Regions from separate parts of the Homo sapiens genome. Here region 1 is linked to region 2. Evidence: chromatin loops called from intact Hi-C (ENCODE). Cell type or tissue: heart right ventricle. All regions are shown on one strand. Each heading gives the region's core, and the rest is flanking DNA. Links, peaks and the distances in the headings are about the cores only. Region 1 overlaps ADCY10 (adenylate cyclase 10). Region 2 overlaps DCAF6 (DDB1 and CUL4 associated factor 6).

Region 1 (15,577 bases), core at 3,570-11,569, 230 kb after region 2:
CTTTTGTGTCTTAATTTTAAAAAACTGAAATTAAGGAGAGATTCTGGTTACATAATATTGTGAATGCACTACAGGCCGCTGAATTGTATACTTTAAAATAATTAATTGCATGTTAGGTGAATTTCACTTCAATTAAAAAAATAAATATGATACATAATCCTGGACTGGATCCTATACTGGAAGAAAAGAGAATGTTAAAGGATATTATTTGATCAATTCACAAAATTGGGATATGGACAGTAGACTAAAGTATTGTATCAATGTTAAATTTCTTTTTTTTTTTTTTTGAGACACTCTGTCGCCCAGGCTGGAGTGCAGTGGCACGATCTTGGCTCACTGCAGCCTCCGCCTCCTGGGTTCAAGCAATTCTCTGCCTCAGCCTCCCGAGTATCTGGGATTACAGGCAACTGCCACCATGCCTGACTAATTTTTTTTGCATTTTTAGTAGAGACGGGGTTTCACCACCTTGGCCAGGCTGGTCTTGAACTCCTGAACTTGTGATCCACCCACCTCGGCCTCCCAAAATGCTGGGATTACAGGCGTGAGCCACTGTGCCCGACCAATGTTAAGTTTCTTGAAGGTGATAACTATATTCTAGTTATATGAGAGAGTGTTGGCCAGGTGCAGTGGCCCACACCTATAATCCCAGTACTTTGGGAGTCTGAGGCGGGCGGATTGCTTGAGCCCAGGAGTTTGAGACCTTCCTGGGCAACATGACAAAACCCCATCTCTACTAAAAATACAAAAATTAGCCGGGTGTGGTGTCGCACGCCTGTAGTCCCAGCTACCTGGGAGGCTGAGGTGGGAGGATTGCTTGAGCCAGGGAGGTTGAGGCTGCAGCAAGCTATGATCACAACTCTCCACTCCAGCCTGGGCAACAGGAGTGAGACCCTGTCTCAAAAAAACAAAACAAACAAACAAACAAAAGAGTGTCAATATTTTTAGAAAATACAGAGTAAAGTATTTGGGAGTATAGGGTGTGATGTATGTGACTTATATTCAAATGCTTCAGAAAAATATGTACACATAGAAGGAACCTAGGATATAGTAAATAGGGCAAAGGCTGACAACAGGCGAACCTGAGTAGGGAGTACATTCTGTCTATCACCCTTTTATTTCTTTCACATAATTGAATTACGAGATTATCCTTTTAATGTATTTATCTATTGTTTAATGTTTGTTTCCCACTAGAATGTGAGCTTCATGAGGCATGGAGTTTTGTGCTCTCCTGAATCCCCAATCCTAGGAAAATTCCTAGCACCTAGAGGCAATCAGTTAATACTGGTTGAGTGATGGAAAGAATGGTTGTCTCAATGCTAGGTCCTGGAAGGGGAAATAAGCATAAAATAGCATGGACCACGTCATATCCTTGAGCCCCACTCTCCTACTCCCAACACACACACACACACACACACACACACACACACACACACACACACGGCCCCCTTTTTGGTATGCTATCCTCCCTTGGCTTTCCTGACCCCACACTCCTCCTGTTCCCCTCTCTGACCAGTCCTCAGATAATCCTTGGCTCTCTACCTGGGTCTACTCCTCCTGGGACATTCTTCAAGTTCTATCCTTAACCCTTTCCTCTTGCTAGCTTGCCAGAATTGGAAACAACTCTCTCCCCAGTTGTTTTCATTTACTCATCTATTTCTCAGCCTTCGTGTGTGTCGAACCCTAACCTCACCCTTAATTCCACACCCATATTTCCAATTGCCCATTGAACTATTCCACAGATTCCCTTAAACTTAATAAATCTAAAACTTCATGCATTATCCTCCCGCTCAACCACCCCTCCTTCTGTACTTCGTGTCTCTGTCACTTCTATCACTGTCTTGCTTAGGCCCCATTTCCTCCATATCTTTAGTATTTGCTTTCTCCTTGCTGAACCACTTGCCTGGTTCTATCCATCCTCACTTCTTGACATTCCATTGTTATAGCTCCTTACATAGTCTTCCCTGTCCTAGTCTCTCGCCTTTTCCATATGCTGCTTCCAGTGGTACCTTCCTAAATACGACTAGTTGGATTACTACTATCTCCTCTTCAGAAATCTGTGACCTTTCCCTCTTGTCTATAAAGTCCAGTCTTCATATTATGGTGTTTAATGCCCTCCATGCTCTGCTCCCAAACTAGCTCTCCAAACACGTCTCCCACATAGCACCTGAGCACTCCAGGCCCTGCACTTTAGTCACGCTGGGCCGCTCCATTCCCCTAACTCGCTAAGTACTCTGAGGTTCCTGTGCCTTCGCGTTGGCCTCTCCTCCACTTGCCGCTTAGAATATCTCTTCATCCTTCAAGGATCAAAGTACTTCCTCCCCTATCAAGCCTTTCTGAATCCACCAAGTCTGATTTAATTGTTATTTTCTGTTCCCACAACATGTTACTCTTTGCTCTTTAGCTCTTAAGTCACCCATCCTGATGTTATAATTAGTTACTTATGTATCTGTCTCCACAGATTTTTAAGCCTCTTGAGGGCTGGAAGCATGTGTTATTCACATTGATAGCCTTCACTGGATATGATGCACAGAAAGTCCTTAATAAATATGTCCTGTATTGATGTGAACTCTGGTGCTTACTGTATGTGCCCAATCACATGGCACTCATCTACTGCCTGGCAGTCCAGCTCTTAGTGTACATGACTTAGAGCTCCAGGAAATAAGGAACTTGGTTTTATTCACCTTCCTATTTCCACCTCACCTAGCACAGTCTTGCCGCTACCAAGGACTACATGAATGGCTGAAGGGATAGAAAAATAATGCATTTTGGAGTACTAGGAAACCAAATTACTAGGCACATTTACTATTCAAACTTCACCATTTAAAATATCTCTGATAGTAGCTATGTCCTAATTAGAGTACAGTGCCTCACAGAATGTGTTTGTAACTGAGTGTGGGTATGTAAATGTATACATACAAATATATGTTTATGTATATATATAATAATACATTCTGATATACATTATGTATATACATAATACATATATAATACATTCTGATAATCTGACTGTGAATCAAACGTTTGTAAAGCCTTATATCCTATGGAAGACATCAATAGTGCCAATTCTTTTGGTTGGGCAGGGTTGGCAGAGGGAGACAAAACATTTTTGAGTACATCTAGATTTTCATGAATCAGTTTTACTTAGAATAAGGTTTCCAGCGGCCTGGTGCAGTGTGGCTCATACCTGTAATCCCAGCACTTTGGGAGGCCGAGGCAGGCAGATCACTTGAGGTCAGGAGTTTGAGAACAGCCTGGCCAACATGGTGAAACCTCATCTCTACAGAAATTAGCCAGGCATGGTAGTGGGCGGCTGTAATCCCAGCTACTTGGGAGGCTGAGGCAGGAATCGCTTGAACCTGGGAGGCGGAGGTTGCAGTGAGCAAAGATCACGCCACTGCACTCCAGCCTGGGCGACAGTGAGAGACTCCACCTCAAAAAAACAAAAAACAAAACAAAACAAAACAAAAAAAAGGTTTCCAGAATATTTGGTGAGCCAATATACATCTCTGCCCAGTCTTCCTCATATGAGATCCATCTCAAAGTTCATTGGAAAATCAGACCTTATAAGACAGGATAATGACTCAACTTTTCTTCCCTTTTATACCCCTGTAGAGTATTCCATTAAGCTAACAGAGAAGTTAAACATGGTTACTCTCCATAGTGATAAGGAAAGTGAAGAAGTCTGTCACCTCACAAGTGGTGTCAGACTGAAAAACCTGTCACCTCCAACGTCATTAAAAGGTAAGAAAATCTGGCCGGGCGCAGTGGCTCACGCCTGTAATCCCAGCACTTTGGGAGGCCGAGGCGGGCGGATCACAAGGTCAGGAGTTTGAGACCAGCCTGGCCAATATGGTGAAACCCCGTATCTACTAAAAATACAAAAAAATTAGCCAGGCACACACCTGTAATCCCAGCTACTCGGGAAGCTGAGGCAGGAGAATTGCTTGAACCTGGGAGGCGGAGGTTGCAGTGAGCCACTGCACTCCAGCCTGGGTGACAGAGTGAGACTCCATCTCAAAAAAAAAAAGAAAAGAAAATCTGACCTGGTATTTATTTTCTAGTCCCTAAACTCCACTTTGGCTTTCTCTAGGATGTCTGTTTTTAAAAGGAAAAAGAAAAACAGCAACATTGGTTGTTTGTCTGTTTGCTCTGTACTGCCTGAAGCAGTGAGAAGGCTCAGGGTAGGCTTGGCTTTGCTCCTAAGAGCCATCTTTCCCCCTGTGTATATTCTGGGATCTGCATAAAAGAATGAAATATTGTACATTTTCAATTAAACAGAAACCAAATAATGAGGGAGAAAATCTAATACTGAGATACTTCCTGTCATCCACTTTTATGAGAAAGAAATGACAAACGAGTTTATATGAAAGACATATTATTGGCCAGGCACAGTGGCTTACTCCTGTAATCCCAGCATTTTGGGAGGCCAAGTCGGGTGGATCACTTGAGGTCAGAAGTTCTAGAGACCAGCCTGACCAACATGGAGAAACCCCGTCTCTACTAAAAATACAAAAAAAAATTAGCCGGGCATGGTGGCGCATGCATGTAATCCCAGCTACTGAGGAGACTGAGGCAGGAGAATTGCTTGAACCCAGGAGGCGGAGGTTGCAGTGAGCCGAGATCACGCCATTGCACTCCAGCCTGGGCAACAAGAGAAAAACTCTGTCTCAAAAAAGAAAGAAAGAAAGAAAGAAAGATGTATTATTATTCTTTTAAAGAAAAATGACTTTCAAGGAATGTTTTAGTATGAACTCAGCTCCAATTCATGCCATCCATAAGCAACTTTCAATGTTTAGAAAGGTGGCCTAGGGACATCTCAAGGTCCTCAGTCTTCAAAAGAGTGCCATTTATGTTTCGTTAGCTGTGTCTACTAATGTAAGAAGGCAGTAGCTCACACCTGTAATCCCAGCACTTTGGGAGGCCGAGGCAGGTGGATCACCTGAGGTCAGGAGTTCGAGACCAGCCTGGTCAACATGGTGAAATCCCATCTCTCCTACAAACACAAAAAATTAGCCGGGCATGGTGGTGGGTGCCTATAATCCCAGCTACTCAAGAGGCTGAGGCAGGAGAATCTCTTGAACCCAGGAGGCGGAGGTTGCAGTGAGCCGAGATCAGCCATTGCACTCCAGCTTGGGCAACAAGAGTGAGACTCCATCTCAAAAAAAAAAAAAGAGGATGGACTAGCTTAGTTTCTACTGTGTTTTTTGGGCAAGTTGAGAAATTCTAATTTTGTCCCTAACAGAAGGACATCCTGGTCAAAATGTCCAGAAAGTCACATGAGCTACCGATATTCAAGCTTAGATGAAAAGTTGGGATAGGAGCTGTGAACTCTCTGACACTTGGTCATGACACAGAGATGATAATGTATGTCATGAGAATACATAAATTTCTAGGGCAGATAGAGAGAAACCAGGAGTTTCTAGGAGAAAGGGGAGGCAGAGAAGAAGATACAAAAGGACCAGCTGAGGAAGTCAACAAAGCACAGGAATGGCAGGGCCTGCTCCTTCTGACAATAGTGATTACAATGTCCTCTCCTCTCCTCACACACACTTGTCACACTTTAGCACAAAATCAGAACACCATGAAATAGATCTTAATTTTGTCAGGTCATTGTGCTGTGTGTCTTTCTAGGCCATAAGCCTGCATCTTTAGTACTCCCAGCACAAGTGCTATCCACAAATTAGGTACTAAACAAATACTTCTTTTGACTTAGCTTGGCTGAGTTTCTTGCAACAAGAACTGTAGAGCAGGATGGTTGTCCACCTGCTCTATATTAAATACAGCATATTAGATAAAGATAAATAACTAGTTTTCTACTGTGTGGCCTTCTACCTGCAGAAATCTCTCTGATCCAGCTGGATAGCATGAGACTTTCCCACCAAATGCTGGTGAGATGTGCTGCCATCATTGGCCTGACCTTCACCACTGAGTTGTTGTTTGAGATTCTCCCCTGTTGGAATATGAAGATGATGATCAAGACCCTGGCAACCCTAGTGGAATCTAACATTTTTTATTGTTTCCGGAATGGCAAGGAGCTTCAAAAGGCCCTGAAACAGAATGATCCCTCATTTGAGGTGCACTATCGTTCCTTGTCTCTGAAGCCCAGTGAAGGGATGGGTGAGTAGCACCTGGAGTGACCCAATTTCCTCTTAAGGACCCATCTAGATCAAAGAATTGACCTATGTTAGGTAGAAGGGGCTGATCTGTTGCCCACTGCCTGGCTGAAAAACCCTTTTTGCTCTCTCCAGATCACGGTGAAGAGGAACAGCTTCGTGAACTGGAGAATGAGGTGATCGAGTGCCACAGGATTCGATTCTGTAACCCTATGATGCAGAAAACAGCCTACGAGCTGTGGCTCAAGGACCAGAGAAAAGCCATGCACTTGAAATGTGCCCGCTTTTTAGAAGAAGATGCCCACAGATGTGACCACTGCCGAGGCAGGGACTTCATTCCCTATCATCACTTCACAGTGAATATTCGGCTCAACGCTTTAGACATGGATGCCATTAAAAAGATGGCTATGTCTCATGGATTTAAAAGTAACCTACTTCATTTTAAAATTATCCTAACTGTTCTTGGGAAATCTAGAGACTAAGATCTAGAAGGAGTGGGTGTGGATCTTGAGGGCTTCAAGTCTCATAAGCGGCTTGGGCACAAAGAATGATGAGACTTCAGCAGCCTAGGCCAATGGGGAAGAGAAAAGTAAGGGAATGTACCTGTATTGAGTCTAGCGAACCAATCTCACTATAACTGTCAGGGAGGGTTTGGGGATAGGGGCTCTGGCAAAATGGGATGTGACCAGAACTCAAACTAAAATATCCCACTTAATTCACACCAAAGGATGGAATCCAAAGGGGGGTACAATCTGACATGATGACATGGTGTTTCTTGGCAGATAAGAATATTATTGCTTTGTTGGTCTAGTTTGAAACAGGTTCCAGTGGGTAAAGAACATGACTGAGAGAGAATTAGCCAGGGCTAAGCAGGTCAGGGCTCCAGAAAACAGGGCTTGGTTTCAGGGCAAGAATTCAAGACCATCGGAGAAGCAAAAGTTAAAAAGTTACAAGCCAATAATACCAACCAGCCATGTGATCTGAGAAAACATAGCAGAGGATTCAGGGGGTGTAAGGACCCAAAGACTCAGTCACTATGGGCATGATGGGTGTCAGACACAGAGCAACACCACCAATTCTAGCCCCCATTCATGGTGGCCAGGGAGCTCCTAATGGGCTGCCTACTCTAGTCAGAGGACCTTGGTGATTATGGCTAAATCTGGTTGGGAAATCAGAGGCTACAAGTAGAGGACTCCTATATTATAAGGATATTAAAAATCAGGAAGAAATGTATCTAAACTGCCTAGTACATAGCAGGTGCAAAATAAACTTTTTTTTCTCATTCGTTCTCCATTTCATGTGCCTTCTCAGTGGATCCTCATATTAACCCTTTAAGGTTGATGAGGGTTGTTTTCATTGTATAGATTTTTTAAATTGTGGTTCTGGAAGCTTAAGTAACTTACCCAATACCACAGAATGAGTGACAGGCTTTATTCAATCTGCCATCAGTCTAATTCCTAAGTTCATCCTCTGCTCATTATACCTGAGCTCCCCCAAATGTGGGGTTGGATTTTAGGTAATACTTGCCAGAAGATAGGAAGTTCGTAGACACAGCATGAAGTAGAAATCAAGAGAATGAGAAAGTTGCAGCTTTGCACAGTGGGACGAGCATGTTGTTGAAACTGCACTAACACTAGTCCATCTCCCTTTTTGGAAAACAGGAATCAGGCTGTAGGTTCAGAGCCTTAGGATCTGGACCATGAAGATTTTTAGTCCTCTGAGAGCTTGAGTACAAAGAGGATAAGACTTCAGCAATAGTCTCATCTGCACTGGGCAGGGAAGATGTCAGGGGAATGTACACCTACCTGAGTCTAGTTCTATTACTAGCATTTATTAAATTCTCTCTTGTTTGTTATATTTTTACAAAATTGGTAATATTATTATCACAAAAGTGGTATGTGTGTAATATTATGTTGAAATTGAAATTTGTGCCAGAGCACCAAGATACAACTAATGCTGCAATTCAAACTGAGGCAGTGGATATACAGAATTACAAAAGAAATAGCTGAGAATCAATTATAATCTTGGATCCTTCGCCCAGACCTAAGACATAGAAATGAGGAAGAGGATGTAGAGGGTCAGGATTTGTGAAGAGATCTCTTTGGTGAGAACTGATGAGGTGCTGTGTGCCCTCCTCAAGTGGGTTGTTTACTTCATCACCTCAAGCCTGGTGAGGTGTCTTCCTTAGAATCAGAGGACATAGAACACTGGGGCCTGCCTCATGCCTAAGAAGGCTGAAGTGGCCTGTGGCTGCATTGGGATCAAGCTGCCATCCCAGACTGTGGGAAAGGATGTGTGAGGGTTTCTCATGGATCAGATAAAACCCACCTGGGAGAAACAGCCAGTCTGGAACCATTTTAAGTTCTTCCCAGGGTGCCCTTGGGAGGGTAACAAGACCCTTGGGTGTGGACTGCTAGAATGAGACAGGGATAAGGGGGACAGACTGGAGCACCGAGAAGATGCGCTGCCTGAATTAAGGAAGCTTTAGTGAAGGATCCCACACAGGGCCCTATTCAAAGAACCAATGAAAGTATCAGTAGGAGATGAAATGATGGAAAGAGATGAGGGAAAGGGGAAAGAAGAATATTTGACTGTGCGGGGTCAGTGAGTCATACATATACACACACACATACACATGTACACACACATACATATACATAGATGCATTTTTTGGTAGATTGATGTTTTATTTTGGGGGATAAAATAAGCTAAAATACACTGACAGCTAGAATATAGGTCAGTTTGAGCAGCTGGCCTTGAGCAGGTTGACTAGTGTCATCAAAGCAAACAATTTCAGTTATTTGCAGATTTTCCAATCAACTGGCAGTTCAGCTCTGGAACATATATGACCAAATGTCTCTGAATAATGTCTGCTGGTATCCCTTCCATCAGCACCTCCACCTGAGTGAGGCCACAGCTCTACTATTTCTCTTATCAGAATTTTTCACCTGTTCAGAAGGCTATCGACTCGACAAACTTTAGAGACTTTGTAAATTCCCTAAATGTCGTATCACAAAACAGTAATCCCATGGCCGACCGTCCCACACACCTTCAGTAATTCCAGTCAGGGGCAAACATTTTTAATTTAGCTGTTCTTTCTAGTCATTACCTCCATATACTAAATGGTATATTAACATTGCTTTTACTGATTTTTAAGAAAATCAAATTCTGACATCTGTTTTCTGGCTATGGCAGATGAGGATTTAACTCTGTTACACCACTCCTCGGCCCCTCTCCCCTATATTGTCATATAACTGGCATTAGATAAGCCAATGAAGTGTTTACATTATTAAGACTATGTAAATGTTGTCCATTACAAACCAAGTAATATACTGTGAATAGATTTCTTAACAAATGTTTATTTTCCCTAGGGTTACTAGGAAACGTTTTTTTTTTTGCAGTGTCTTCCTTAAAATATCCTGCTTTAATCTATCCTAGACAGATAGATACTCTGTCTATCCTTTATCCCTGAACCTCCCAAAGTGTGGAGTATAACCTTTAGGCAATACTGGTCAAGGACATAATTGGGACCAAGTGTGGTGGCTCACGCTTGTAATCCCAGCACTTTGGGAAGCTGAGGTGGAAGGATCACTTGAAGCCAGGTTCAAGCCAGGGCTGGTTCAAGACCAGCCTGGACAACAAACTGAGACTCTGTCTCTACAAAAAACTAAAAATAAGAAAATTAGCCAGGTATGATGGCACACATCTATAGTCCCAGTTTCTCAGGAAGTTGAGGTGGGAGGATCTCTTGAGCCCAGGAGTTCAAGGATGCAGTGAGCCGTGATCATGGCCACTGCTCTCCCCAAAAGGGGAAAAAAAAGACATAATTGGAGGAGATTCAGGGCTACTGCATTATGTGTGAATCAGATAGGGAGGAAGCTGGTAGCTGGTCCCTTTCAATTCTCTTTTGATCCTCATGTCCTTCTTAAGAACTGTTATTTTCTAAGTCTTGATTCATTCCAACGGTTTACCCTCCTGGGGGCTGTCCTTCAGCTTCTTCCACCTATTTCATCAGTGACTACTCTTCTCACTCCTTTATCTTCTACAGATATGTTGAACTTTCATTCAGCATTTCATTTACTCATTCCACAATTATTTATTTATGTGCCAGGCATTGCTTACTGCTCTAGGCATCTGAAATGCATCGGTGAACAAAACAGCATTCTGTTGGAGAAAAGTAGACAGTGGAGAACAAAAACATAATAAAGAAGTAAATATCTGGGTGCAGTGACTCATGCCTATAATCCCAGTGGCTTTGGAGGCTTGAGGCCAAGGGTTCAAGACCAGCCTGGGCAGGATAGCAAGACCCCATCTCTTAAAAAAAGAATTAGCCAGGTGCGATGGCTTGTGCCTGTAGTCCCAGCTACTCAAGAGTATTGCTTGAGCCCGAAAGTTTGAGACTGCAGTAAGCCATGTTCACCCTACTATACTCCAGCCTGGGTGACAAAGCAAGACCCCAACTCTTAAAAAAAAAAAAAAAAAAAAAGGAAAGCATATAGTATAAGCGATAAATCCCATGGGGAAAAACAGAAAAGAATGTTGGGTAGGAGGAGCGCAGAGCCATTTGGGTGACTTCACTGCAAAGCAAGATTCATGTAAAGACAGAGGAAGTGAGGGATTTTGCTGTGTGAGTGGCTGGGGAAGACTGTTCTAGGCAGAGGGGTAGAGAATGCAGTGACCCTAAGACAGGAGCGTGGCCCTTCCATTCTATACATGTTGAATTTATACTTTTAGAGATCATTTTATTCTTGCCAGGCACAGTGGCTCACCTGTAATCCCAGCACTTTGGGAGGCTGAGACAGGTGGATTGCTTGAGCTCAAGAGTTCAAGACAAACCAGAGAAGCATGATGAACTCTCCCTCTACAAAAAATACAAAAAAATTAGCTGGGTGTGGTGGCAGGTGCCTGTAGCCCCAGCTACTCAGGAGGCTGAGGTGGGAAGATCATTTGAGCCAGGGAGGTTGAGGCTGCAGTGAGCTATGATGGCGCCACTGCACTCCAGCCTGAGCGACAGAACAAGGCCCTGTCTCAAAAAAAAAAAAAAAAAATCATTTTATTCTCATTTAGTTAGGTAAAATGTCCTGAACCTGGGGAGACAGAAGATAAACCCAAGAGGTAGTCTGACATCTTGAACCTAAAGTCTTAGTTTTAGTTCTTTGAAACCATAAGGTGGGCAGGTGATATCTTTGCTTTTCTCTTTTCATTTGAGAACCTATAGGCATTTGTATGTTTTTTTCTTTTGATTTTTACAGATTCTCCTTGTAGTAGGAAACTCTTAATATAATATCTCCTTTGTAAATGAAAAAAATGAGAATCAAAAATAATATGATTCTGGTTGGGCACGGTTGCTCATGCCTGTAATTGCAGCACTTTGTGAGGCCGAGGCAGGCAGATCACAAGGTCAGGAGATTGAGACCATCCTAGCTAACACAGTGAAACCCCATCTCCACTAAAAATACAAAAAATTAGCCAGGCATGGTGGGACACGCCTATAGTCCCAGCTACTTGGGAGGCTGAGGCAGGAGAATCGCTTGAATCCAGGAGGCAGAGGTTGCAGTGAGCTAAGATTGCACCACTGCGCTCCAGCCTAGGCAACAGAGTGAAACTCCATCCAAAAAAAATAGTAATAATAATATGATTCACCCAAGCAATAAATGACATAATGACAAAGAGCATACCTCATATGCCCTGATTCTATTTGCTTTATCTATCCAATCTTTGCATCCCATTCTATCACCATTACCATTTTTTTTTTTTGAGACAGGGTCTTGCTCTGTTGCCCAGGCTGGAATGTAGTGGCATGATCTGGGCTTAGTGCAGCCTCAAACTTCCAGGCTCAAGCCATCCTCCCACCTCAGACTCCCAAGTAGGTGGGACTACAGGCACATGCCACCATGTGCTGCTAATTTTTTTTTCTTTTCTTTTTTTTTTTTTTATAGACAGGTCTTGCCATGTTGCCCAAGCTAGTCTCAAACTCCTGGACTCAAACGATCCTCCCACCTCAGCCTCCCAAAGTGTTGGGATTATAGGGATGAGCCACTGTGCCTGGCCACCATTACAACTTTAAACATAAAAAATACATAGAATGTTGAAGAAGGAATAGCATTTTCATTTTACTGATTGATTTATTTTCAACAAACGTGCGTTTATGCAACAAACATTTATTAAGCGTCTACCATGTGCCAGGAAGTGACCTAGATATTCGGACCATAGTAGTGAAAAATGGTAGACATTTATTATCAATTTTTATTTTATTATTAAGATAGACATGTCTCTTCTTATAAATTTGAATTTTAATGGCAACTGACAGACAATGAACAGATTAAGTAATAAAATCTTCAAGGGGCCTTGTAGACTTTGATAAATAGTCTAAATTTCAGTCTAAGTGAATTGGAACACATTGGAAATATATCAATTAGAATGAGTATTGGCTGCATATAATAAGGACCTAGCTAGTGTGGCTTAAATTTATTTATTATTAAATGTATTGTATTTATGTATTTCTCATGTAAAAGGCTTGCCTCATCACTGGGACTAGTATGGAGGCTTCATGATCATCAGGGTCCTTGGTCCAAAACAGCTGCTGAGGCTCCAGCCAGCATGTTTAATGCCAGAAGGAGAAAAGAAGCCAAAACATGAAAGGATATCCCCTCCCTTTTAAAGGATCTTCTAAAAGTCCTACCCAGTATTTCCTCTTACATCCCATTGATCAGAACCTACTCACATGACTATATCCAGTTGCAAGGGAAGCTGAAGAATGTCGCTGTCTATTACTAATGAGAAAAGGGACAATGGAGATTGAGTTGGGAAACCGGCAGTTCCTGCCACAGAGATCTGAATCATGCTTTTTAAATGGTACTGCCTTCTCTACAGAAAGAGATTGAAAAGGATAGGAATAGAAGGGAGATTAGTTTTTTGCAGTTGTCCAGGTAAAATTTTGGTAATGGACTGAGGTGGTGCTGTAGTGAAGATGGACAGAAGACGATGAATTCAGATATGTTTTTGGGTATGGTCAACGGGACTTTCTGATGGACTGAATAGGGAAGGGGGTAAGAAAAAGAAAATAATCAAGGATCTTGCGCAGGTTTTTGTCTTGAGAAAATGGATATATGACAGTGATGCTTACTATGTTAGGAAAAGTTGTAAGTGGGTATAAGTTTCTGGAGGAGAGATTCGAGAGTTTCTGTTTGAATCATGTTAATTTTGAAATGCCTATTACACATTCAAATGGCAGTTGCCAAGGTGGTATTTGAATATATGGGTCTGTAGTTAAAGTAGATGTCGAGGCTTAGATATATAAAATGGAAATCCATTAGCATATGAATGTAATTAAAAGTCATGGGCAGATGAAACTGCCTAGGGAGAAATTGTGAAAGGAGAACGGAGCCCAGGACCAAACTGAGGTTTACCAACATTTAGAATGTTGGTAGACGAATAGTAGCCAATTAAGTAGGCAACCAATTCCCTTATAACACACAAAACAATGTGTGCTAAAAGAATCAGTGAAAAGGGAGAGTGGTCACTTGTATTAAATGCTGCTGAGAGGTAATCAAGTGCAGACAAAGATGTAGCCTTTGGATGTGGCAACATGGTGGCCACAGGTAACTTTAACAACAGCAGTTTTAGAGAAGTAGGGGGACAGGGTCATAATTCAATATATTCAGCTGCTAGTCACTAAGGAATCAATAAATAGTAATCTAGGAGAAGAGGTGGCCAAATTGATCTCTGTGCAGTACAATAAGGACTATGATACAGGTCTGCACAGGGTTGACGGGCACACAGGAGTTGGGGTACTTATCTATGGAGGCAAGAGCACAGAGGGCTTTCAGAAGAAGGTGGTAACTTCTTAGATGTTCAAACTGCATCTATAAGATGTATGGAGTAATGCATTAGCCTGGGAGCCAGAAAACCTAAGTTCTAGTCCTGCCTCCACCACTAACAGATGTATGACCTGAGACAAGTTCATTCCCCTCTCTGGGATTCTTTCTTCTGCCTGAAGGGAGAAATGGCTGGACTAGACAAGCCTCATTTGTTTTCTGTTTTAAGATCATTATGGAATTTTCTAACCTGTTCAAGTCTGCTTAGACTGAGGTTTTTAATTTAAGATTCTCTGCCCTTCAGTTAACCTTTTGGGGTATTTCATTTAATTATCTATATTTCTCCACTGGAAATTGATGTCACTTTCTTCAGGTTTAATTCATAGTTTTTATTGCAGAATAAATGAGTTAGGATAATGTTATTAGCTATCACAAACCCCAGCATTTCTGTGGATTAACACAAGAGAGTGATTATTTCCCCCTTATGAAATAATCCAATGCAAGTGTTGACCAATGGCTTTGCATGCAGTTAGCAAGGGACCCAGGCTCCTCCCAACTTGTGGGTTTGCTATCCTTCAGGTTCTTAGAATTACTTGCTTTCTTGTGGAAAGAGAAGGCAGAGAAGACACATAACCATCTTAGCCTAGAGGTGACATATATTACTTCTGATCTAATTCTATTGTGAGAACTCATCACGTGGCTTCACCTAAGATACAATGGGGACTAGGCAATGTGGTTTCTGGCTGGGCAGCAACAACTCCGAAAAGGGAACAAGAGTCTTGGGTAGACAGCAGATATCTCCACTGCAGAGAACATTTCAATGACCCATACAACTCATTTGTTTATTTTCTAGCTGAAGAAAAGCTTATCTTGTCCAACTCAGAGATTCCTGAGACATCTGCATTTTTTCCTGAAAATCGCAGGTAGAGGCATATATCATTGTTTAGGAAGTAGAGCATAAATAATTGTCATTAAATTCAGAACACTATTAGAATCATTTGTCTGGCCAGTACTTTTGACCTCTTAGATGCAAGTGGGAAACTTTGGGGGGTATGCATGGTGAGTTTAGTCAGTAGTATCCACACTAGGTTTTATTATCCTGCTCTTTTGTTTTTAAAGATATTTTATTTTATTTATTTATTTTTTCAAGATGGAGTCTCGCTCTGTCACCCAGGCTGGAGTGCAATGCCACAATCTCAGCTCACTGCAACCTCCGCCTTCTGGGTTCAAGTGATTCTCCTGCCTCAGCCTCCTGAATAACTGGGACTACAGGCGCCTGCCACCACACCCGGCTAATTTTTTGTATTTTTAGTAGAGACGGGATTTCACCGTGTTAGCCAGGATGGTCTTGATCTCCTGACCTCGTGATCCACTTGCCTTGGCCTCCCAAAGTGCTGGGATTACAGGCATGAGCCACCGCACCCGGCCTAATTTTTATATTTTTAGTAGAGATGGGGTTTCACCAGGTTGGCCAGGCTGGTCTTGAACTCCTGATCTCAGATGATCCACCAGCTTCGGCCTCCCAAACTGCTGGAATTACAGGCGTGAGCCACCGCGTCTGGCCTAAAGATATTTTAATATCAAAAGTGATACTGTATAAGTTACTATTATTTATTTCTGCATATGGACAGTCCTGAAGAAATAAGA
Region 2 (15,577 bases), core at 3,344-11,343:
GGATGGTTAAACCTCTCTTCTCCTCCCTTTGTGCTGGAACAGCAGTTGAAGTTTGGTCCTGGAGTAATTGCTGTGATGACTTGGGAAGCCACTGATCTCCTCTTGCGTCTGCCCTTGGCCTGCATCATGACTAAATAAGTTCAGGACTTCTCTGCTTTGGTTGGCAGAAGGTAGATTCCAAGGAGATCTTGCTGGTTGCTGAGAGGCAGCTGTTCTAGAAAGTGAATTACCCTTGTGGTTTTTTCTTTGGGGCCCAGCTAGCTCCTGGTGAGGTTGTGTTTTTGTGTTGTGTGGCAGAAACCAATGGTTAGCTGGTCCCCTGGTCTGCAGTTTGTAAAAGACCTTTCATGAGGCCTGGAGTCTTGCTACCTGTGGTGATTGAACTCAACTATTCTGGGTCACCTGGATGCCAGGCGCTGGCCTAGCTTCTGGATGGGAGTGGGAAGGAGCAGAGGGCAGGTTCACCTGTGCAGGTCAGACACTCTGCTTCCATCACTGGATGGCATTCCTACGTCTGCGTGTGGTTCACGTTTTCTATATATATTCCCTGTATATATTTTTTTCTAGCACTTGTCTACTTTCTGAAGGGACCATATTCCTGATCAACTAGTGTGCACAGAGGTGGAACAGGGCAGAGAGACCTTTATCTCTAGGATGGGTTGCTGGTTAGGTGTAGGCATTCTTGAGTGCAGCAGCTTGGCTTTGAAACGCAAGGGTTGGAGAATGTTCCCCTGACTGTACTAGACTGGGCTCTAGGGAAAGAATCCTGAGACAGCCCCCCACTCCCCCACTGACCCCACACTAGCTGGGCTATTATAGAATTTAATCTAAATCTAGAAATACTGCATTTCACAAAATGATTCACTGTGTTTCCCTTTTTTTACTGAGGTCCAATTCATTTAGTCGTCTACCAGACACTGCACATCCAGTGTATGCGAAGCACCAGGCTAGGCTCTGTAGGCAATACCACTAAAGTGTGCACTCTGATTTAGGGAGCAGGACCTGTGGATACCGATTCTAATAACTAGCAAAGTCAAGTCGTGGTTATAGAAAGAAGTGTGGCTTCAGAGGGAGGTGGGTATTTCCAAATATGGAGTTAGGGATGGCTCCATGAGGTAAGTGACAGTTTGAGCTAAGTCTTGAAGGATGCTTGGCAGCTAGAACCATATTTTCCATATTCAGGAATTCAAATTTGCCTTTATTCAGCTAGAGAGAAAGAGAGAAGGGGGTGTGGGGGAGAAGGAAAAGAGAATTTTCACACATTTTGAAGTTCCTGAGAGCATTTCTGAGGATATCTGCCGTTAGTGCAGAAGGTCGAAACCCCAAGTGCCCCCACTAAACCCAGGCTCTTTAGCTGTAAACTGCCATGCAGTGGCAGGCCTGCAGCCTTCCTGATGGGACCACATGGACAGTGGCACATGGGACATTTGGCTACTCGTTAGCTTAAACAACTCAGTCCTGTGTCTTCTGGTTTTGACAAGACCACATTTAGGACTGCTGCCCACCTCTGCCTCTTTCATTGAGATTTCCGCCTTATTGGGTCCCTGTGCTATGCCACAGATACCAGGTTTGGGGTTGTTTTGACCCAGAAGGCATTGGGAGTCCCACATTACAGAGCACACACACAGCTCAACACAGCCATTTCCCTGGCCAGAGGCACCAAGACTGAAGTTCAGGCCCTTAGACACTAGGTGGCAGCGGTGTGGCTGTGCAGAGCCAAGGATGAACCTGAGAGCTTGTTTGCCTCTGGCTGGGCACTCTTGTTTTGAATTCCTTTGCCCTTATCGTGTAGTCCACGGCCTTGGTGACCAAGGACCACCTGGCTAGCCTGCTTACATGCATGACCCCATCCAGGTTCACAGGTATTGCCACTGAGTGATCTTAGGTAGATCACTGCTCCTGGAGAAGCAGAGTTGAGGAGTGTAAGACAAGGGCCATCTAGTGCCAATGTTCCTTGATTCTTATTTGAGGAGCTACTATGTGGTCTTTCTGTAAACAAGTGAACAACCAATGAGACTAAATATTTGCAATAGATAGGCTAAGGAATTTGGGTTGAGACAGGAGACGGAGGAAAAATGCTTTGATACAATGACAGATGGTTAGTCTCTTCAGATTTCCCTGAATATTTTCCATCCCGACAATATGCCTCTTAGATACTTGCAGATTAGACATGTCTCTGGATGGACCACAAGATACATTCACAACATGTGTTCAGCCTTGAGCCCTGGCTGTGTCCTGTCTGGAAGGAACTGAGGATGATGTGGCTATAAAGAGGAGGCAGTGAGCTGGCATGTGACTGCCTTCTGTGGGCCTGACCTGTTTGACATTTGAGGGCCTATGATGTGCTAGGTGCTGTGTTAGGTACTTCCAAATGCTTTATCTCATTTTACCCCAGTGCAAGTGTGATATAGTGAGGATGGTGAAGACGTGGGTATGGTTAAGTCATGAGTTCAGATCCCGTGCTTCCAATTACATGGGTGTTTTCAAACAAGTCACTACTTATGAGTTTCCTCATCTGTGAAGGGAAGTTTAGTCATCTGTTTCAATGTGGAGACACACAGGATTGAGGGAGTCCTCCGTCACAGGGTGACTGTCTGGATTCTATGAGGAAATACTTGGAAAGCATGCAGCACAATGCCTGGGGTGCAGCTGAAGCTGAGCCACTGGTGTTTCTTCACAGTATCTCTGTGGGGAGGGTGTATTATTCCTTTTTATAGGGATCTCTATAATGAAGTGAGAATCTTGAAAATATAAGTGTTATCCTAGATGGGAGGTGTTAAAGGTTTTTGCCTTGGGAATTTTGTCATATTTGTTGCACAGCAAGGAAGGACTTTCAGAAAAGCAGGGATGTGGTGAGGAAGAGCAGGCAATAGAGAGCAGGGAGGAAAGGCTAAGTAGCATCTGGAACTTGAGAAGTCTAAGGGAGCCAAAATGAGATTTTCTATTAAAAATGTCTATCCTCAGCCGGGCGTGGTAGCTCACGCCTGTAATCCCAGCACTTTGGGGGGTCGAGATGGGCAGATCACCTGAGGTCAGGAGTTCGAGACCAGCCTGACCAATATGGAGAAACCCCGTCTCTACTAAAAATACAAAATTAGTTGCGCGTGGTGGTGGGCGCCTGTAATCCCAGCTACTCAGGAGCCTGAGGCAGGAGAATCACTTAAACCCAGGAGGCGGAGGTTGCAGTGAGCCGAGATCGCGCCATTGCACTCCAGCCTGGGCAACAAGAGCGAAACCCCGCCTAAAAAAAGAAAAAAAAGAAAAAGTCTATCCTCTATGCTACTGGCCTGTTTGTACAAAGATAAAATCATTCTAATTTGTCCGGAATGACTATCAAAGATGATCAAATCCCCAGGGCCTGGTGTAACGTTCCAAATCATAGCACAAATACAGCTTGACCTTCCTTACAGTCCAGAAAGGACATTCTCCCTGAGAAATGCCCTTGGTTGCTGAGGACAGCTCTGTCCTGTAGTGACAGAGTGACTGCCTGGCTGTGGCTCTTGGGTTCACAGAATCCCTAATCCTCCAAGCCCCTAAGAGGCAGGGCAGGGATGCTACCCACAATATATGCAGAACCCCAGATGGAGCCTGTGGGAGAGAGAGGAAATTACCGTCTTCACTGTAGGCAAAGGAGAATGGCTGTGATTAGCCATATATGCCTATAAGAAGGAGCAGAGCCATACTGTCCTTGTGGGTTGGGAGAGGGGACACAGAATCCAGGGCAATTGTCTGAGGTCTCAAAGTAAGTTAAGCCAGAGTCAAAGCCAAACTCCAAGTCTTGGCCAAGGGGATGAGAAAAGCAAGGAGCTAGTCTTATAGGTCAAGGAAGATGAGGTATAGTTAAGAGTCATCAGTATCACAGAACAGGCCAGCAGGGCTTTATTAGGTATGTAGAACTATTATAAACCAAGGATCTTGGGAGATATTAATATCTGCTGGCCAGACCTAAAAAAAACTGAAGGCCCAAGGAAAGTGACTGGACTCACTGGAAAGTATCTAACAAATACTTTGGATTCCAAAGTATTTCCAATACCTTGAAGATTCCTTTGAAAACATCAAAGCACAAACTCAAATCTGCACAAGATTACAAAAGCACAATTTTGGTGTTATTTTTAGAATGCAATACACAAAGCTATGTTCATTTCTCTCAGCAAGCATTTTCCTGGGTAGTAGTAATAGCTTAGGAATCAAATGCCACTTTTGTTTTTCCTTTTTTCACTAGTTTGAAATACCACAAATCACAGGTGAGTCAGTCCTCCCAGAGGAAAAGACAGTCCTAGGGAGAATCACAGGCCTGGCAGACAAGACCACACTGAGAGCAGTAGAAGGAACCTGCATGCTTAAGGGACAGAGGACTGTGTTGTGTTCTCATAATAGACCGCTGGATGAAGAAGTGGTTAAAAACCAACCCTCGAAAAACAAAAATCCCTGGCTAATCCTGAAATATATTTAACTTGAAGTCTTTGGATGATTTTTTTAAGGTTAAAAAAAAGTTTAGGATTATTATAAATCAATATTTATAAATAAGCAACAATGTATTTGGAATTTTTGTTTACCTGATTAAATATGTTTTTGGTATGTGTATACTGTGGAAATGGTGAATTTGTACTTGGACTTGTGGTCTGTGGACTTTGTTGGGTGCCTCTGCCTTTCTCCCATTTTCTGCAGCCATATCCCTATTGTCAACCTCCCTTCCCATGGGCTAAAGCGAGGGAGACTGAGCAGAAAGGGGTGGATTACTGCAGAATTGGTGGGGGAGTGCCCATACCAGAGTCACCTGCAAATACTCATCCATGCATTTTCATAAATTCCTCCAAGGCAATTAAATTCAGATAACTGTTTAAATGACCTACTTCTCACCATGCCCAAGAAACACTCTTAACCCAGAGTTTTTATGGGAGCTATGCCCTGTCTATCCATCTACAGATGTATTTTCTACCCCATAATCAAAAGTCAAAGAGGGCAAGAGGCAGATTATCGTTACCATTGAGACTCAGAACCACCTCGGGGCACGAAACCCACCTTTTCCTGACCCCCTTACCTGCTACCACTGAAATCATCTTCCAAGTGGATGGTGGCCCTACGGTCCAGTTTGCTGAGCTTTCTGGGGTCCTCTGACACACACCCAATCTTGGAAGCAGCTGGCACTTGTGAATTCTGCCTCTGTAGAATGTTTTCTCTCTTTGCTGCCTCCTGACGGCTTGTCTGGCTTGCCCTGCTTCTGAGCAATACACACCATCAAAACTGCAAAATCACTGTGGGTGGGGGACCCAGTTCATTTAACAAATACTTTTTTTATTTTTTTGAGATGGAGTCTCGCTCTGTTGCCCAGGCTGGAGTGCAATGGCGTGATCTCGGCTCACTGCAATCTCTGCCTCCCGGTTCAAGCTATTCTCCTGCCTCAGTCTCCTGAGTAGCTGGGATTACAGGCACATGCCACCATGCCCGGCTAATTTTTCTATTTTTAGTAGAGGCAGGGTTTCACCATGTTGGTCAGCTGCTCTTGAACTCCTGACCTCGTGATCTGCCCACCTCGGCCTCCCAAAGTGCTGGGATTACAGGTGTGAGCCACCGTGCCTGGCCAACAAATACTTTAAAAAAAAATTTTTTTAGAGCAGTTTTAGATTCACAGCAAAACTGAGAGAAAGTAGAGTTCCCATAGCCCCACTCTCCCCCATCAACATCCTGCACTAGAGCAGATGAATACCATTTTGACTTTCTTCTATTGTTTTTCCTGACAGTTACTCCTTCACCCCACTAGTCCTCCAGTATCCTCTGTCCTGTCAATTTCCCAACACCCCGCTATAACACATCCCTGTTACTGTCTTACTACAGTGGAAGGAATGACATACTGTGTGCTTAGAGTCGTCTTTTCAGTTATCCTGTATAACAATTCGTCAATCTTATGGCTTCATCTTGCCCTAACAGCCCCTGTGACATAGGTAGGGCAAATATGACCACCCCCTTTAGAGAGGGAACAAACCCAGAGAAGTCAGGTGTCTTGAGCAAGGTACATAACTGAAAACCAGAAACTAAGACCCTTGCACTTTTCGGAAGTCATAAAGTGACCTTGTTTGGCTAAAGCTCTGATTCTATCCTCTTGATCATTTACGACGTTTCCTAATGTGGATACATATGTGCCTTTGTCAAGCTGGATGTTGAAGTCCAGCTGAACCTACTGAGCTTACTGAGTAATAACCTACTGCAGTTATTTCCTCTACACAAAAAGCTAACCTTCTCAGCAGCAGATGTCTCTGGCTGTGGAGGAGATCCTTGTTCTCCATATGGAAGAGGGATGCTCTGCTTGACTACTGACTGGTCCGTGAGACCAGTCGTGGCTCAGCCAGGAGATATTATGTCTTACTCTCAGTATCTGACTTTGTCCTTTCTCTCCAAGATATTTAGATTCCTGAAAATAATAGGAACATTTCAACTATCTGCTAATTAAACAATAAGAGATTGACTACTTTCAACAAAAAAGGGCAGCTGTTAACAGCACAAACACTAAAAGCATCAACAGACAGGGGCCCAGGATTGAGATGACCATGGCAAGCCATCACATTTGCATTGGCACTGGCCTCTTTCAGCCACCATGTATAGTCACCAATGATATCACATCCACTTCCAGAGTGTGAGCAAAAGCTAGAGCTCAAGGCTGGTGCTGATGGTGATGGATAAGCTGTCATATGATCCGTAGCTCTGACCTTGACAACTCCAACATTTTCTTTCTTTTGTAAGTGTTATAATTTTGGCAGCACTGAATAGCTGTTTCAAGATGGGGTCAATAATCAGTCCAGCATGTAATTCAATGTCTTCTCCAGCTACTGGCTGGCAAGGAGGTATAGTGAAGATAGTTACTGGCTGGACTATAGGTCATGGAGAAGTTGCTGGGTTTATTTCTGTCCTTCACAAGTGAGACAGTTCCTAAGAGCCCACTGAATGGAAGCTCAAAGACTTTCCCCACTAAAAGGGAGAAATGATGTGCCATCCCAGAAACCTACAATAGCAAAGGCCAAGCGTGTGTGTGAGGGTGTGCGCGACAGTGAGCGTGCCTTTGAAATCGCGGACCACTAAACCCAACACTCTGCCATGCTTGCGATTTTGCCTCCAAGATATTATGAGGCAGTGAACTAACTGCCTCACTCCCACCTGGCAGGTCTGGGTTCCGGAAGTGGCTTTGTATATCAAGAAAGTAGCAAAGAGAAGCCATGGACATGTATTGTGCTCATATGGATGACAAGAGGAGGAGAGAAATCAGAAAGTATAGAGAGAATAATTTGGTGTTAAGAAAAGATTTATTTTGTGAATGGACTGAAGAGACATGAGCACATGAATAGGCTGAGGGGAAGATACCAGCAGAATGAAAATTTAGTAGAAGTGAGGGAGGATGATTGAAGGGTTAGGTCTGCAGGAGCAGTTTTGGGTCATAACCTATAGGATATGTAGGTCTGGGTGTAGATGACTTGAATGGAGGTGGATACTAGAGTTAAGGAAGAGCAGAAATTAGACTGGATGGTCAATAACTTGCAGTGAAATTTAAAATTTGGAGTGAGAGGCCAGAAGCCATTTCCTTCAGGGCTACTTTATGCTACTATGTGAGCTACCCATGATGCTCTCAGTCATTTCTGCTTGAAGACTAACTCCTTTATTTGTGTAATGAGGTTCCACTGATCAGGAGCGATAACGACTGGAGGTAAAAATAAAGTATAGTTGGCCCTTGAACAACACAGGTTTGAACTACATAGATCCACCTATATGTGGATTTCCTCTGCCATCCCTCAGACAGCAAGACCAACGCCTCCTTCTTCCTCGGCCTTCTCAACAGTGAAGACCTTTATGATGATCCATTTCCACCTAGTGAACAGTAAATATATTTTCTCTTCCTTATGATTTTCTTAATAACACTTTTTCTGTAGCTTACTTTATTGTAAGAGTATAGAATATAACACATAAAATATACAAAATATGTGTTAATTGACCATGCTATCAGTAAGGCTTGCGATCAACAGGCTGTTAATGGTCAAATTTTTGGGAAGTCAACAGTTACACATGAATCTTCAACTGTGAGGGGGGCTGGTGCCACTAACCCCTGGGTTGCTCAAGGGTCAGCTGTACCGTGGAAGGAGAAATGAAGGAAGTCCTTCTATGTGATTCTATCCCACACAAGCAAAAAAGGAAAAGGTTGTTAAATCTAGAAAATATAGAAAAATAGTCATCGTATGCTACAGGAGAGATTGGAAAACTGTGGGTCAAAGTAGCAAGGCATTAAATAAAAAGTCAAATTCAGGGTATCTTAAAACAACCAGTTTCTTTAATTAGAAAGCAACAAACATGCAAATGGCAAGTGTAGAAATTTATTTGAACCAACATTTTCACTATGATGAAAATTATTCTTCAACATTGATCCAAGCTCCCACATTTGAAGGTTAGGGAAAATATTGCACTTTGCATTTTCTAGCACTCCTCATACACGGCAAAAAGTTTTAAAAACATTCTGCTAGTTTTGTTTTATACAATCTCCCAAATTCATGCACACAATCATTCCAAACCAATGTTAGGTTATCCCAAAAAAAGGGAAAAACTCCAAAAACCATAACCTTAAAATTGCACTAAAGCTCTGTAAAGAAAAAAATATAATAAATGTCTTATACAAATTTCAGAACATTTAAGTGCTTGCCAAAAAGAGTTTATTATTCCTCATCCTCATTTTCATTCTCTTGACCAGAGCCTTCTGATCTGTCACCCTCCAACCGGTCTGGAAACACAGATAAGAGAATCGCAAAGAGAAATACTTTTAGTAATTACAATTATTAATATTTTTCAATGCCTTTTATTTAAAACGCATTAAAAATCAGTTCACCACTATGTGTGGATGTCTTTAGAGGCAAATAAAAGAGTAAAGAAAACACAGTATTATTAGCTTTGATTATGCATGTTATTCTAAAACATGTAAAAATGAAAAAAGAAACCCACTCCTAAAATCTTGATATATTATGTTCTACTGCAGTGGTTGTCAAACAGTGTTCTTTGGAGTCTAGGTTTCTAAGGAGGTACATCAGGTGCTGCAAAGGGGAGTGAGGAGGCAGCTGTGTGAGAGAAAATATGTGGACGATTGTTGAGGATTTGTGTAATTCTGTTTGTAAAAAGATTTTTTTAAATTAAATACTATGTTCCAGGCATTGTGATAAAACCTGAGAATACAATGGTGACCAAAACAGATGTAAATTTCTGGTCTCAAGGAGCTTATTTAGGTTAAATACTCAAGTGAATATAAACTTACAAACTGGTGAGTACAGTATGCTCGTTCAAGTTTTCAGGAATTACACTTGCTATTCCTCTGCTTGGGATACTTTTGCCCAATTCTTTAGCTATAAAGGTTTACTCATCTCAATACAACTATTATACCCTTGGTGAAACTTTTCCTGGACATTTCCAAACAGGCTATCTGCAGAATTATGAACTCCCTCCTCCACATTCTAGAATATCTTATATGAACTTCATAATGATGATCCTAATTACAGTAATAGTCGTTTGCATGTCTTCCTGCAGACCAGATTGAGAGTTCCTGGAGGGCAGGAGTTACTTCTTTTTATCTTTATATCCTCAGAGCCTAGTATAGGATGTTCAATGAAGGTTTACTGAATAAATGAATATAAGTTTTATGAAGGTAAGATACATTACATAAGGGTATTGTGAAGAAGGCAACAGCATAAAATCACTACCATCACTGAGATGGAACTAGGATGTTTCTGCCCCAGAAACATTTCCACATAGTAACATGGAAAATATTAAGGTTAAGCATAAGGAAAACAGTTCAGTCCCACTGTCAACAGCAAGAGAAGACTGAATCCTGAGATTTTATTTATTATCTACACAGGATTAAATGCTCCCACTGGATCCTAGGTCAACAGCACCAAGAACAGTACACTGAAGGGACTATATGTCCCTTTTAATTGTTTAATTGTCCAAGTGAATTAGATTAAATCTCCTCTATGCCAACTCTAATCCAATGTCAAACCAATGACATAATGTATGTGTAACCTTTATAACCTTAATTATACAAATAGGTATTGAATACAAATAAGTATTCAATTCCTTACTGATCTATAAAGGTCTATTCAAATCTTATTTTGTTCATTTATTTTATAAATATGTATTCAATACATATTTATAAAATAAATGAACAAAATAAGATTTGAATAGACCTTTATAGATCAGTAAGGAATTTAAACACAGTAGAAGAATTTCTGACCAATAAAAGGCTACCTAAGGGATATTAGTATAAAAAAAATTACATTGTTTTTATTGTGTGATACTTTCAAGAGAGAACAAAACATGAAGTTGCTATTCTACTTAAGTAGGGCTCAGGAATGGGAATCCTGAGTATGACTGAATATATTCAAGAAACCTATCCTGTCATGTTAGAGCATGATGAAGCAGTAACGGCCTATCTCAAAGTTGGCAGGCTTCTTACTCAAATTTCTTTTGGTTGTCACATTATAAAGAAGATGGGATAATAGAGAGTTAAGAAAAAAATGTCACAGCCTTTAAATCAGGGAGTTTGCAGTAGAGGTTAGACTTTTACACTCAGAGGCACACAATAAAGAGACAAATGAGGGCCAAGAGTCTTACGATAGGTCACAGAATAAGTGACAGTGGCTTCTGAAATGAGGAAAGCAGAATAGTTGTTCTCTCCTCAAATTCAATTCATTTAACTGATGCATAGTCACCTCTTCCAGAATGTAAGCCCAACTTCTCAGAATTAATTAAATCTTCTGTTCATGAAATGCTACTGAAGTAGTAAGGCTGCAAAGCAGTTAACACTTATACAAATCTCTGGTTGGCAATTATAGACAAGGAGGTCTGAAGAACAGTGTGTTCTCTTAAATAAAAACTGGAAATAAGAATCACTTCTATGTATACTGTTTTTCTTTTTCTTCTTTTTTTTTTGAGACCGAGTCTCGCTCTATCGCCCAGGCTGGAGTGCAGTGGCGCGATCTTGGCTCACTGCAACCTCCGCCTCCCGGGTTCAAGCGATTCTCCTGTCTCGCCCTCCCGAGTAGCTGGGACTACAGGAGCGTGCCACCACACCCGGCTGATTTTTTTGTTTTTAGTAGAGATGGGGTTTCACCATGTTAGCCAGGATGTCTATGTATACTGTTTTTCAGAAGTAGCAATGTCAAATTGCTTTTGTAAATAAGGTTTACATTTGTAGAAAGGTTCCTTTTATTCTGTTAGAATATTTCTTCAGGAAACTGGGGAAGATAATGATATGAAGAGACACTGAGTTTGCTGCAGAGGGAGGGAAGGTAGATAAGAAAAAAATTTCCCAATGGAAGCCTGTGTTTCACAAAAAACACTGTTGTTTTATTTTCCAGGCTACCCTTTACAAAGAATTTATTTACTTTCTTTAAAAGAAATAATACAAATTCATTGTTAGCTAGAGATTTGATACTAGATGTGTACTTATTTACCAGAATACTCAGTATTTGTTAAGCAACTACTATGTGGTAGGCACTGTTTTAGGAGCCTAAAGACCCAGCTGCAAATTAAGACAAACTGGGTCTCTGCTCTTTATAAGCTTACTTTCTAAGGAGGAAGATAGACAACAAACAAGGTACCACCTGTATTTTTCTCCTCTAATCTGTAATAAGACAATAAATAAAGAAATTAAAGCTTAAGAGTGATAAGTACTTGAGGAAAATAAGGCAATGAACAAGAATGACTAAGTGAGAGGGAAGATATGAGAAGACACAGAAAACAACTTTAGATTGAGTGACCAGGGAAGACTTTTCTTTTCTTTTTTTTTTTTTTTTTTTTTTTTTTTTTTTAGACTGATTCTCCCTCTGTCACCAGGCTGGAGTGCAGTGGTGCGATCTCGGCTCACTACAACCTCCACCTCCTGGGTTCAGGCGATTCTCCTGCCTCAGCCTCCCAAGTAGCTGGGACTACAGGCACGCGCCACCACACCCAGCTAATTTTTGTATTTTTCAGTACAGATGGGATTTCACCATGTTGGCCAGGCTGGTCTCAATCTCCTGACCTCGTGATCTACCCGCCTCGGCCTCCCAAAGTGCTGGGATTACAGGCATGAGCCACCGCACTACCAGGGAAGACTTTTCTAAGGAGGTGATATTGGAGCTAAGACCTCAATTGTATGTGAAGTCCTGGGGGCAAAGTTGGGCAGATGAACAAGTGAAAAGGTCCTAAATGTGCTACTAAGCTTGATGAGTTTGAGGAAGAGAGGCCAGTATGGCTAAAATGTAGTGAGCTAGAAAAAAAGGTGGACTGAGTGGAAGTCAGAGGTTGGCAGAATGTATGTCATGTAGGACCTTGAAGGCCAGAGTAAGAAGTCTGGGTTTTACTTTAAGAGCAATAGGGAGTCCCTGAGAATTTTAAGAGGGGGTGGTATCTAATTTGTGTTTTAAAAAGGTGGTAGCAGACTATAGCCCATAGGCAAATACAGCCCACTGCCTGATTTTGGTTTTGTTTGAGACAGAGTCTCAATCTGTCACCCAGGCTGGAGTGTAGTGGCGCAATTTTGGCTCACTGCAACCTCTACCTCCCAAGTTAAAGTGACTCTCCTGCCTCAGCCTCCCAAGTAGCTGGGATTACAGGTGTGCACCATCACGTCCAGCTAATTTTTGTATTTTTGTATTTATAATTTTTTTTATTTTTTATTTTTATAGAGACGGGGTTTTGCCATGTTGGCGAGGCTGGTCTTGAATTCCTGACCTCAGGTGATTCACCTGCCTCAGCCTCCCAAAGTGCTGAGATTACAGGCGTGAGCCACTGTACCTGGCTCTGTTTTTATATATTAAGTTTTATTATAAGTGCCATACCTGTTCATTTACATATGGTCTATGGCTGTTTTTGCATTACAATGGCAGAGTTGAGTGGTTACAATAAAAACCATATCTGGCCATTAACAAAAAAATTAACTGACCTGTTTTGAAAGGATCCCTCTGGCTGCTGTGTGAAAATCAGACTATGAGGACAAGAGAAGTAGAAGCAGGGAGATCAAGGGTATATAAATATTAGGTCTATTCTGGAGTAAAGTTAGTATCACTTACTGAGGGAGTCAATCTGTGAACGATTTAATAAGTGATTGTGATCTCAATAGGATAACAGGCTTTGCAAACCCATGACAGAGAAATGATAACTATCTGTGCTAAGATCCAGAGGTATAATGGGAAGAATGTCAAGAGATAATGCAGGGTTTTATAAGACATGTTAACACATTTGGACTCTACCCTAAGAACATGTGTGGGCAAAGGAGAATTTTAAGCAGGGCAGTAAAGTGATTCTAAGACATTCTAGAGGAGTCTAGAATGATCCATGCAAACCATTACCATCTTTCCAAAGCCTCTCAAAGCTTCTAGGGATGTCAGAAATGCCTTTCCATCTCAAGTGGCCACTAGACTAGCAGTCTTTAGTGCATTATTCATGAGATTAACTTTGGTTGCTTTTTAAAAATGTAGACGCTTAATCTCTATCCAGCTAAAATGAACCAGAATCTTTAGCAGGTGAGACCTAGGTAAGTATTTGTAGTTTGTAAAACCCCTACAGATGATTTTAAGAGGCTCCTTCATTAAAAATCACAGCTCCAACAGAAAGAAACTGTCCGTATCTATTCCCTGGACTTCCTAGGAAGCCTTCTGGAGTAATGGATGAGCCGAGAGGTACTTTGTGGCTACCATGTGCTTATTTGATCCAAGTCCATTTTTAACTCTCCTGAATATGCACACATTATTGTATTTGGACTGCAGGACACTGGATAGGAGAGAAAAAGAGTGGTTGACTAACTGACCCATCAAATAACTAGATATCTTAAAGATAAGGGCAGCAGAAATGTTAACTCTTGGGCACTTTATTCTATCTAGTATTTTGTATAAGAGAAGCAAGAAGATAAGCTGACTAAACCAACTAGAAATTGTCTTTTTGATTGCTGGCAAAAAGAAATGAAAGAGAATTTTTATATTATAAAACACCTTATCTAATTCTAAAACCAAAGAAGGATGGTAGTGGCTATTAACTAACCAACCATTGCTACATTAGCACAAATAGATTTTTGTGCAACTGGAAAGAGAATTAATTTTCTGCAGGAAAACTACTGAGGAAGAGCCATCCACTAGATAAGAGTAAGCACATTTTAGGTGTCATTACCAGTAAACGTTTTTCTTGTTTTAAAATGCTGCTTCCTCAAATGTGAAATTCAAATGGATGAATTTTAAGGGTTACTTGCTGTTATTGAACAAAATATATTTTAAAAAAGTTACAGTGTTATTATAATTTAATAATACAGGAACCCAAAGAAGATCACAAAAACATTTTGTTGGTCTATTAACATTTTTTGTTTACATTCCAGGTTTATTTTTTGTTGTTGTTTTCACCATTTGAAGTTTTCCCTCTTTCCTGGTAAAAGTTAATATTTACATTTGAGGATTATTTTCTAATTCTTTTAATTACAAACATATGGGTCTTCTTTCAATTTTTCAGATGTGCTATACTTTCTCTCCTCTAGGGCTTAGAAAAACGCTATACGCTGTCTACTTTCTGTGGAATACTTGTCTCCATTCCCCACTCTCTCTGAGGAAGTGATATTTAATTCACTGCTTATGCAGTTCTTACAGTAAGAAGTTATCTCAACAGAGTGAAGATGGGAGGGGACAGCACGATTATAAAAACCCTGAGGTGGGAAAGAGTTTGGTGTATCCCCAAAAATCAAAGAGGGCCAGTGTGGATGGAGTAGTCACAGAAGAAAAGAATGCTGTAAATCAGCTAGAATAGTTTGAGATTAGATCATCCAGAGGTTTGCATGTCATATGAATGATTTGAATATATTCCTGTAAGTGAAATTTATAGGTCAAAGGGGAGTAAGGGCTTGGAAGCTAATTTCAAATTCTGGCTTTAATATTTATCAGTTGTGTGACTTGGGCTAAGTTATTACAAATAACCTACTTTGTAAAGGATTGGAGGTAAATGAGGATAAAGCTGTGAAATAATTAGTATAAGCCTGATACATTATAGTTACTTTATAAATGGTACCTATTATTATTAAATGATAGCTAATACCAAACGTATGGGGACATTTATGAAATCAGTGAAGAGTGGTAAAACTCTTTTGTTTGATAAATATATTCTGCTTATAACAGATACTAGACCTTTTCTTTTGTTATAAATTATTCAATTCCTTCTTGAACATTAGTTGTAATATATGCATTTTTATGTATCTGTGGCACTGCACCTCACAGTTTATCTAAAACAAAAAAATATTCAAAAAGCAAACTGAGGTATGTTTCATTTCTTAGCATGTCACATTTATTTCTGTTTGGGCTATGACTGATTTTCAACAAACCTACCATTAAAGAATATGCACGATAATATATCCTAAGGTTATGTACTCTAAGAAAACAGCAGCTGATAAGAGTTTTTACGTGACTCTGGTCTTTTCATTTTGACCATTTTACGACAAATGTAGTTCATGAGGAACTAAGTTACTGTGCCAAGATCAAGCATTCACAGAAATCCTAGTTTAGAAGTTAAGCTACCCTCATTTTGTGATATTAAAAAATAT

Evidence for each region. A loop is a pair of places that touch in the nucleus more often than their neighbours do. Peaks named below come from ENCODE experiments on the same cell type or tissue, not always from the same donor. Only the 100,000 strongest peaks of a DNase experiment are listed, where the experiment ranks them.
Region 1: it touches region 2 in a loop (25-fold over the local background); 2 of 110 quality-filtered maps call a loop at or near these places.

Annotation. Positions count from the first base shown.
Region 1 is chr1:167,836,525-167,852,101 of GRCh38, reverse strand. ADCY10 (adenylate cyclase 10) reads left to right here. Exons shown (of 33, transcript NM_018417.6): 19 at 3,613-3,741; 20 at 5,839-6,117; 21 at 6,249-6,539; 22 at 14,784-14,853; 23 at 15,562-15,577. Among named protein-coding and RNA genes, the nearest start is that of ADCY10, 70 kb to the left of the region's middle. In heart right ventricle, for the core only: no CTCF peak of the experiment used is centred there; no DNase peak of the experiment used is centred there.
Region 2 is chr1:168,068,549-168,084,125 of GRCh38, reverse strand. DCAF6 (DDB1 and CUL4 associated factor 6) reads right to left here. Exons shown (of 22, transcript NM_001198956.2): 22 at 8,290-8,755. The coding sequence ends at 8,691. It overlaps GPR161 (G protein-coupled receptor 161), which reads left to right. Exons shown (of 6, transcript NM_001375883.1): 6 at 1-4,584. Among named protein-coding and RNA genes, the nearest start is that of GPR161, 61 kb to the left of the region's middle. RefSeq lists a silencer at 1,541-1,835. In heart right ventricle, for the core only: no CTCF peak of the experiment used is centred there; no DNase peak of the experiment used is centred there; H3K27ac peaks cover 806 bases.